Regions from separate parts of the Homo sapiens genome. Here region 1 is linked to region 2. The links are chromatin loops, found by intact Hi-C in ENCODE. Cell type or tissue: Caco-2. All regions are shown on one strand.

Evidence for each region. Peaks named below come from ENCODE experiments on the same cell type or tissue, not always from the same donor. Only the 100,000 strongest peaks of a DNase experiment are listed, where the experiment ranks them.
Region 1: a loop joins it to region 2, with 9 times the contacts of the local background. A loop is called at or near these places in 1 of 110 quality-filtered maps.

Annotation. Positions count from the first base shown.
Region 1 is chr2:193,514,770-193,519,769 of GRCh38, forward strand. No RefSeq gene overlaps it. Among named protein-coding and RNA genes, the nearest start is that of PCGEM1, 770 kb to the left of the region's middle. In Caco-2, no CTCF peak of the experiment used is centred here; a DNase peak (open chromatin) is centred at 2,992.
Region 2 is chr2:193,425,565-193,430,564 of GRCh38, forward strand. No RefSeq gene overlaps it. Among named protein-coding and RNA genes, the nearest start is that of PCGEM1, 680 kb to the left of the region's middle. In Caco-2, no CTCF peak of the experiment used is centred here; a DNase peak (open chromatin) is centred at 3,077.

The sequences.
Region 1 (5,000 bases), 89 kb after region 2:
TTAAGGTATTAACATGAAATAAACACAAATGCACCTGGAATCTTATACTCTAGAATAAGTGTATAGAAGGCAAAGGTTATCAAAATAGCATTTAAAATGCTTTGCAAGATTCAAAATTACTAATTCAATGCTATTCAGCAGATATTTTTTGAGTTACTTCTTAACTGTCTCCCTGTACTGAGTGTTAGGTAGATAGGAGATTCTAAGACAGTCATTTGTTAGTTTTTCCGTTACTATAAAGAAATAACTGAAGCTGGGTAATTTACAAAGAAATGAGGTTTTAGTTTGGCTCATGTATCTTCAGCTATATAGGAAGCATGGTGCCAGCATTTTCTTCTGGTGTGGGCCTCAAGAAGCTTCCAATCAGGGCAGAAAACGATGGGGAGCTGGCACATCACATAGTGAGAGCCGGAACAAGAGAGAGAAAAGAGGTGCCATCCACTTTGAAGCAACTAGATCTTGAGTGAACTCAGAGCAAGAACTCACTAATCACTGAAGGGATGGCACTAAACCATTCATGAAGGACCTGCCCTCATGATCCCATCACCTCCCACAAAGCCCCAAATTCAACATTGGGAATCACATGAGATTTGGATGGAACAAACAGCCTAACCTTACCAGTCTGAAGGATCCTGTCCCCAGCAGTTTATAGCCACATAATAATTTCAATAAAGTGAGCTAAGAGTTTTGATAAGGGAACGTTTAAAGTCTCATTGTAAGTAATAGCAATCAGGCAGGAAATTCAAATTTAGAAGATAGCTGTGGTTGTTAATTCTGGCTGTACACAGAATAACCCAAAATGCTTTCAGTAACCTCAAGGACCAGTCTTCAACCCAGATCAATTAAATCACAATATTTCCTTTTAGGATCCAGGTATTAGTATTTATTAAAGTTCCCAAGTGTTTTCAATGTGCAACCAATAAGAAAATCTATTGGTTAGCGATGACATTCTAGAAGATAGTATTTTTTGTCTGATTGTTCATATAAATAGTAGTCAAACTAAGGGAAAAGGTGAAGTCAGGTGGGGGCAGAGGATCAGGATGTTATTCAGGAAGAAGAAAAATTATTGCATGACTTATGGATTTGAAAATTGAAAGATATCAATAAAGTTTAATGCAATAGAGATGATTCCTTGATAGAATAAAAGAAAAGAAACTATAGGATCTGGTAAATTACATTGACGTAAAATATTTAAATTTATCTCAAAGGTAGAGAAATCTCAAATATTTCTGTGCTTAAGAAACACTTAGGAATCTTTCCGAAAGCATAATTTTCTGGGTCCGCATGTCCCAGAGATTGCGATTTCTTAGGTCTGCAGTTGAAAACAGAAATGTTTATTTTTAATAAATACTCCTACATTATTTTGACATAAGTCGTGTAACAACAATTTAGAGAAACAAGAAGGGGAATACAATTCAGATTTGCTATTTAGAAAGATTCTTAGGGGGTATAAAATGAATTTGAGAAGCTCAGTGCTCAATTCCCACCTATGAGTGAGAACATGCGGTGTTTGGTTTTTTGTCCTTGTGATAGTTTGCTGAGAACAATGAGAACACTTGGACACAGGAAGGGGAACATCACACACCGGGGCCTGTCATGGGAAGGGGGGGAGTGGGGAGGGATAGCATTAGGAGATATACCTAATGTAAATGACGAGTTAATGGGTGCAGCACACCTACATGGCACATGTATATATATGTAACAAACCTGCAAGTTGTGCACATGTACCCTAGAACTTAAAGTATAAAAAAAAAAAAACAAAAAACGGACAGAGACGCTCAGTGCTAGACTCAGAGATACCAATGTGTCCCTAGGGATTGTTGCAATAGCTTAAGCAAGAAGGGACTAAAGAGGGGATTTTGATTGGTGGCAATGGAGATGAAGAACATTTTACTTTTGTGGTGATTTTTTCAATCTTTTTTATATTTTATGTTTTTTGTTTCTAATGTGAATCAACGTTTTTTTAAAAAACTGAAGCAATGTAAGTACTAAAACAGTTTCCTTGGTATTATCTCTTATTTGTCGTTTTTACCTTTATTATGAACTATATGTTCAATGCTTAGTTTTCTCTTAAGGACAACTATTTAATTATCTAAGGGCCAATTGTCTTGCTAATTGATTACCAGATCCTTTGCTGCTTATATGTCAGTAGTCCTCAGAATTTATAAAGTTGGCTAGACACGGAAGGAAAAATATATGAATTGTACATTAACAAGCTTAGCATGTTTGCTCTCTCTTACACCTTAACCTTACACATTAAATAGATAGAATGCTAAATGCCATTTATTAATTGTTTTTGTTTAATTAAAACTAAAATGTTCATTATCACACACAGCATCTTACTTCTAAGAAGTAATTTTTAAGTAAGTTTTAATTTTATTCTCTACCTATATGTATTAGTTCATTTGCATGCTGCTGATAAAGACAGCAGATATTGGGTAAATTTATAAAGAAAAAGAGGTTTAATGGACTCACAGTTCCATGTGGCTGGGGAGGCCTCACAATCATGGTGGAAGGTGAAAGGCACATCTTATATGGTGGCAGGCAAGAGAGAACAAGAATCAAGCAAAAAGGGTTTCCCCTAAGATCTCATGAGACTTACTACCATGAGAACAGTATGAGGGAAACTGCCCCCATGATTCAATGATCTCCCACTGGGTTCCTCCCACAACACATGGGAATTATGGGAGCTACAATTCAAGAAGAGATTTGGGTGGGGACACAGCCGAACCATATCACTATCCGAGCACACATCTTAGTTTTGCATAAAGCATTTAATGTTCTAAAAATTAGTGCTTAAATTTACCACACATGACGTGAGCCCTCAATTTCTTTGTAGAGCAAATGATGATAAATATGTTATTGAATACCTCCTTTGTAAAAGGTATTTTTCCTATACCTGAAAAAAGAAAAACAGCTCAGAGCAGTCTGTGTTCTGTGAGGTGTAAAAAATGCATGAGGTCCAGAGAGATAAGAGTATGGGACTTCAGCCACACCTCCCACACACAAGCCTGGGATCAACTGTTTAAAGACGTTTTGTTTCTGTTTAGTTGCCTCACCCATTTTCTTCATAATCCTGGAATTTGTGATACCAAAAATATGTATAGTCAATCATTAGCTTATGGTATTGTAATATAAATTCTTGGTAAATAACTTAGGAACTGCCTCTTCTTTTACTGTTAAAACCTACATTCAACTGCTGTAATTAGAATGTATATTCAGGGCTACTTGAGTTTATACTCCTGAGTTGCAATTGAGAAATAAAAATAAATTATAAGTCCCCCAACTAACTGGATGGAATGTCTCTTGGTCAAGGAGATCCCAGAAAAACCTTAAAAACAGAGTTCATGGCCATGACAGGATATATTGGTCATACTTTGGTATGCCCCTTTCTTAATAACCTTTAACCAGAGTTCTTTCTTAAGGAGTAAGCAGAAACCACCTTTGGAAAACAAGAAATGGATGACTCGTTCCTTCATCACTTTAAACCAATCATCTAAGGCTGAGACCAGATCCCCTCTCCTTCTTTGCAGTTTGGATGTGACAGCTCACCAGTTTCACAAGACACCCTTCCTAAAAACTGACCACCATCTCAGGACTGGCTTTGGCTGGTTCAAAGAGCAAGTGCAGTGAGAAATTTTGTGTCCTCTACATCACCTTTTGATGTCAGAGGGCTGAAAATTCCACCCTTGAATTCTGCTAATGCTGCCAGTTTTTGAACATGTAACCCTCGAAGAGGCATGAAGCTCAATTGCCAGCACGTTTCCACTTTCATAAATATTCATGACTTCTTCTATAGCTTATTGAATATGTATACTTAGCCAACTCGTTCAGCATAAATTCCTGTCTTTTCCTTCCCTCTCTTGAAGTGCTTGCTCTTGGTGTCTACAGAGGCTGTGTTTCCCAGCCTGCTGGATGGCTAGCCTGCAGGCTGCAATCCTTTATGAGAAACAAAACTCTCTTTTCCAGATTTACGGTCCTCATCATTGTTCAGCTGACACAATCTTCAAGCTTGGTCTCAATAAATTCTTTACCGTATTACTTTTGCCTCAGCATTTTTTCTTTTCTTTTCTTTTCTTTTCTTTTCTTTTCTTTCTTTTCTTTCTTTTTTTTTTTTTTTTTGAGACAGAGTTTTGCTCTTGTTGCCCAGGCTGGAGTGCAACGGCACGATCTTGGCTCACCGCAAACTCCACCTCCCAGATTCAAGCGATTCTCCTGCCTCAGCCTCCCGAGTAGCTGAGATTACAGGCATGCACCAGCATGCCCAGCTAATTTTGTATTTTTGGTAGAGATGGGTTTTCTCCATGTTGGTCAGGTTGGTCTTGAACTCCCAACTTCAGATCATCCTCCCACCTTGCCCTCCTAAAGTTCTGGGATTACAGGCGTGAGCCACCGCACCCGGCCAGCTTTTTTTCTTCTAGGTCAACATATCTGATACTATACATAATAAAATTTTAGTAAAGAGAAAGGGTAAAACAACTAATAAAATGAGAATTTTAGCTTAGTTATTTATTTTATAATTGCAGGTCTTTTTTTTTCTTTTTCTGAGACTAGGCGAGATCGAGTGAATTCAGGGTGGATGGTCATGGACCAGGTTTTTTTTTTTTTTTTTTCCATCACCATAGATGATAACCTGTCTCTCCATGTCTGATTGAACTTTTATTTATTTTCTTTTTAATAGTAAAGATTCTGTATTAGCTGCAACTTATTTTGACTTTGGTCCTCCTGATGCTGTCCACATATTCTTGAACTATACTTGCCTACTTATCTTTGAGATGTCCCCATAACTAATCTTTAAAAAGTTCACACTTTATTCAAATAATCTACCAAGTGACTCTTTTATATTTTATTTCCATAGGTATAGTTTATGTCTTTGCCCTTATTATTACCTCTTAGAAACTGGCAGTTTCCAATTTTGCTATAGACTTCTGTCAATGTGTTCTTTCTTACTACTTGTATGAGCTTGCTGATGCATAGGTTTTTAAAGTCCATTTTCTTGG
Region 2 (5,000 bases):
AGCCTGGGTGACAGAGCGGGACTCTGTCTCAAAAAACAAAGAAGAGAATAATGGTATTTTTCCAGTCATCCATTATCAAGTACCTACTATGTGTTAGGTACTGTTCCAGAGACAGTGAATATAGCTGTTAACTTAATCTCTGCCCTCAATAAGCTAGATAGGTAAGACGGACAATAAACACATATTAGTTTATCAGACGGTAATAAGTGCCACAGAAAAAATTAACGGTGAAAAGTGGGAAACTGATTATGATGATAATATTCATACAATTTTAATTAGGTAGATCAGTAAAGACTTTTCTAAAACTTGATATTTAAATAAAGACTTGAGTTAGGTGGGAAAACAAGTCATGAGGCTATCTGGGGAAAGAGTATTCTAGAGAGAATATCAAGAGCAAATGCCTTAAAGCAGAAAATGAAACCAAAGGGGCAATGTGGCCGTAGTAGACTAAGGAAAAAAGATATACGAGATGGGGTCAGAGGGTTAACATGGAGCCAGACCCTTTGGCTACTACACCATCTTTTACTGTGATTTTACTCTGAAAAGGACAAGAAGACATTGGAGGGTTTTTAGCAGAGGGTTGACATAGTTTGATGCGCATTTTCAATGGAATTTCTGTTTGTGCTGTGCTGAAAATAGATTTAAGAGAGTAGGATAGGCTGGGCGCAGTAGCTCACGCCTGTAATCACAGCACTTTGGAAGGCCGAGGCGGGTAGATCACCTGAGGTCAGGAGTTCGAGACAAGCCTGGCCAACATGGTGAAACCTCTTCTTTACTAACAATACAAAAATTAGCCAGGTGTGGTGGCATGCTCCTGTAATCCCAGCTACTTGGGGGCTGAGGCAGGCCAATCGCTTGAACCCGGGAGGTGGAGATTGCAGTGAGCCGAGATCGCGCCACTGCAGTCCAGCCTGGGCCACAGAGCAAGATTCCATCTCAAAAAAAAAAAAAAAAAAAAAAAAAAGAGAGAGTAGGTTGGAAACAGGAGAACAGTTAATAGGCAGTGCTATAATCCTTCTTAAACAACTGCACAGTGAAGGATGATGGTAGTTCCTACAGGTAATCAGAGAAATAGGTAAGAAGTGTTGGGATTGTCGGTAAGTGTTCTATAAATATTGTCATCATGCACTGCTTTCTGTACAAAAATATTTACATTTTTTAAAACAATAATATCTGAGAATATAAACTGTCAAGGTGATTACTCATTATATTAAATGCAACAAATTTTAAAGATTTTCAATACAAATGTGAATGTGCTTACTTTCATAGTGTAAATTAATTGCAAAGCAAAATGTCTCATACTATTACTTTATGTGTCTATGGATACCATATGAGTATATTTTCATATTAGCATCTTAGTAATTTATGCATATTTTTCTTAATTATTCAGAATTATTTCTATCTCTGTCTTCTTGGTCATGTACACAGAGTAAGCCCTCCAGTTAGAATGAAAATGCAGGAAATTCTTTTATTACATTTTAATATTAGCATAAATTTATATGAAATGAGGACTATTAACTGAAACAGAACATTTTTATAACAAACAAAAATCACTTTGTTTTAATAAAATGATATTCTGAGAAATATTCAAGGAATACTACACATAAACATGTGTTTCGTTGGTCCATTCATGACTCCATACCCACAATTTAGAAACCTAACTGCTTTGGGTAGAAGGGTGTTCTTGTACTACTGTGAGAATTAAACCAAGACCAGGTCTTTAGATCAAAGCAAGTTTCCCTAGCTCCTCAACCTAACAGCAGTCTAGACCTGCCTTCTCAGTAACAGAAACACCACATTTTCATCCCAGTGAAAATAGGATGAATTTACAGTTTTTATTATATCCAGTTAATGATTCTCTGATTGTTGTATGCCAGACTGAGATTCTCATTAACTTACATCTGGTTCAGGATGCTCTGGTATTTTAAACACATCCAAAACAATACAGAGACAGCATTTTACAGCCTAAAAGATTAGCATGTTCCTTGCTGTGGGAAGTTTTACTTCACCTGAATTCCAGAGAGTATAAAAGGATTCACCTGAAGAATCAGGCCTATCAGATACTAAATTATGTCATCAGAGAGTCAAGATCATGATCAGGCCAGTTGAAAATCCAGGATTACCTCTTCTTGGGTTTGTGGCCAATCAGAGTGGCCCAAGTATTCAATGGCCTGATTGGTGCAAAGAATGATGGACTAAAATATGTTTATGAGAGAGTCTTTGTGACTAAATGAATAAAAAAAACTCAGGAATGCAGAAAGACTGACACCATAATATTAGCTATATCTTTACAAATTGATGGTGTTACATAAATAATTTATCCTCTCAAAAACGCTGATTTTATCATAAAAAGTGTTCATTTATCACATCATAGTACTTAATGTTTGGACAAAATCATATGAATACATACTATTAGTCATAGACAATTTATTAGTAAAGATTTAATTATTGTATTTCTTTTAAGTGCTAAAATATCACCCAATAGATTTTATTCACCTCTTCACTTTCCTTTTATTCAAATATATCTATTAATAAAGATGCTTCTATGTATTCTAAGTATTTATTTTCTTGGCATAACCAAACCTTTTTCAACCTGAAAATATATTTAATATGTAATTGAAATGAAGAAAACAGAAACTCATAAGATAATGTGCATCTATCTTGTTAGAAAAAGCTGACAGTTTTTGGAATAAAATGGTGTTTTAGTGAAAGTGAACATTTATATTGGTGTCAACTGCAGAAGTATTTCAAATAAAATTAATAAAGAAACAAGTATTTGGTGTCGGTTCATTTTAACCCTGTTTGATCTTAACAGGAAATGATAGCTATTAAAATGACGTTAGGTCACAGAATACACTGAAAGTAGAGATCAATGGAGAGCAAACAATGCTACATTTTTAGATCAAGGTTCTAACACTAGGGAATGTCCCAAGATGCATTTCATTTTCAAATAAATTCCTTCTACTTGGAGCCAAAGGTCAGCAAGCTAGCATTAGTTAAAGAGATTTCAGCTGCATCAAAGTTAAATAACAACCAAAAGTCACCCACAGCAGAGCCTCTCTAATCCATAGATGTGTCCCCAAGGGCGGCAGGCCAAAGTAGAAAACAGAGATTTGTTCAAGGTGCCAACAATAATTGCTGTGATCAGCAGGTATCTTGGGCTGAGAGCTCAGGATAAGAAGCTTTTTTTTGTTTGCCTCACAGAAGAAAAAAATCTATTTAAGCACACTTACTTGTTGAACTAAATACATGTAGTTGGAACTGATTAATCTCTATAACACAACACAGCCAATTATAATAATGTTTAGAAATATGACATTTTATAGTAAACATAGGAAACTTTATATTCCTTTAAAATATCTGATCAACCTAATGCATAGAATACCTTTTAGGTTTTTTTTTAAGTGAAGTCTTTCTGTGAAAAGCTTTTTCATCCTGTTGAAAATATCAATATTACAAGCCAGAGTTGTTTCTTTCAGATAAATAAATATTGATTTTCCTCCTCTATTTTTTACCAATGACAGGCAACTGCCTTCATTGCTCTGAATATTTTATTGTTTTAGAATTGACAAATTCCATTAGCATTGAATTTTTATTGTTTCATTGTTCCCACTTTTAAAAAAGGCATTTGTGTTATTTTATGTGTGTGTGGTAGATAAGACAGAAAAGTGAGACTGAAATTAATGTAGCACTCACTCCCTATACCATAGTTTCCTTGTCGAATATGATTTATCTAAGTTTGACCTATCACTGACTTTGCAAGAATTTATTAAAAACTGAGCTGTTTCCAATTTCATTCTTTTTAGCAAATTAGACAACAAAGTTATGTACATTAATGCAACAATTAATTGTAACCAAGAGCTGCTCAAAATATCTCATGTGAATGAATTTAAACATATGTCACTTAATTCCTAGCAATTGTTCTGTGGTGCTCTGTGTAGGCAAGTGTTGTGACTGTACTTAATGTTAACCACCATTGGACAAATTAGCAAACACAGCCTGATATGTGCATGCACATTGACTTGATATACTGGGCTTTATTTTCTCATTATCTTTGCATTCAAATCTGACTTATTATACCAGAATAAGTATTAAGACAATATTGATCTAATTCACCAAATTTCAATTCATTTGTATGTCAGATGGATGATTTTAGAAATTCAACCAACAGCAAAGTGACATAAAGAAATTACCCAAATGCAGAAAAAAAATCAACACATTGTTATAAAAGTACTTTTTAAATCTTGAGTTCAAAAAATTCTAAAAGAAAGACATAAAAAGAATTGATAAACATATTATACATTTACCTTGTTGTTTGTTGTTAACCTTCTCTAAACATTACTTTATGAACATGCCTCAAAATTCCTCCAATAAAAATGTGTTTCCAAAGACTCGTTTGAAATATTTTAATAGTTAATAATGCTTGGACAATTTTTAAGGCTTCATACTAGATTTCACTCAAGAAGAAAGTAATGCAATACAAACATTTCATTATAATTTGCTTAAAACTTCTTAAGTTATAAAATTTGCTATAAACACTCGATTGGGGATTTTTTTTCAACTTGTATTACTTTACCAAATTTTAGACTGTACAAGTAATATAAAAATCAGCCAGATTAAGATTTATGTAATCATTCTATTCTACAGCTTTAAAAGTGGTCATGGTGTTCAAAATGGGTTTAATTATAATTCTAATTAAAGACACTAACAATCAACATAAATAATTAGACAAGATTGGATTTAGAGGGTAGAAATTCTTAACAATTCTGTGCAGCAGTTAACCTGTATGTACACTGGGGGAATAGAAGAAAGAAAAAAAGTATTTTACAACTTTTTTTCTACAATATGTTGTTATTGAATAACTCCATATGGATATATGTGTAAACAGAATCTTTTCAAGGAAATTAAAACTTTAAATAATTGCTGTGCTAATGCAGAATGAGAACATTTGCCTATGAATATTTCTTTATAATTATTATGCAATTTCAATAAAAATTACC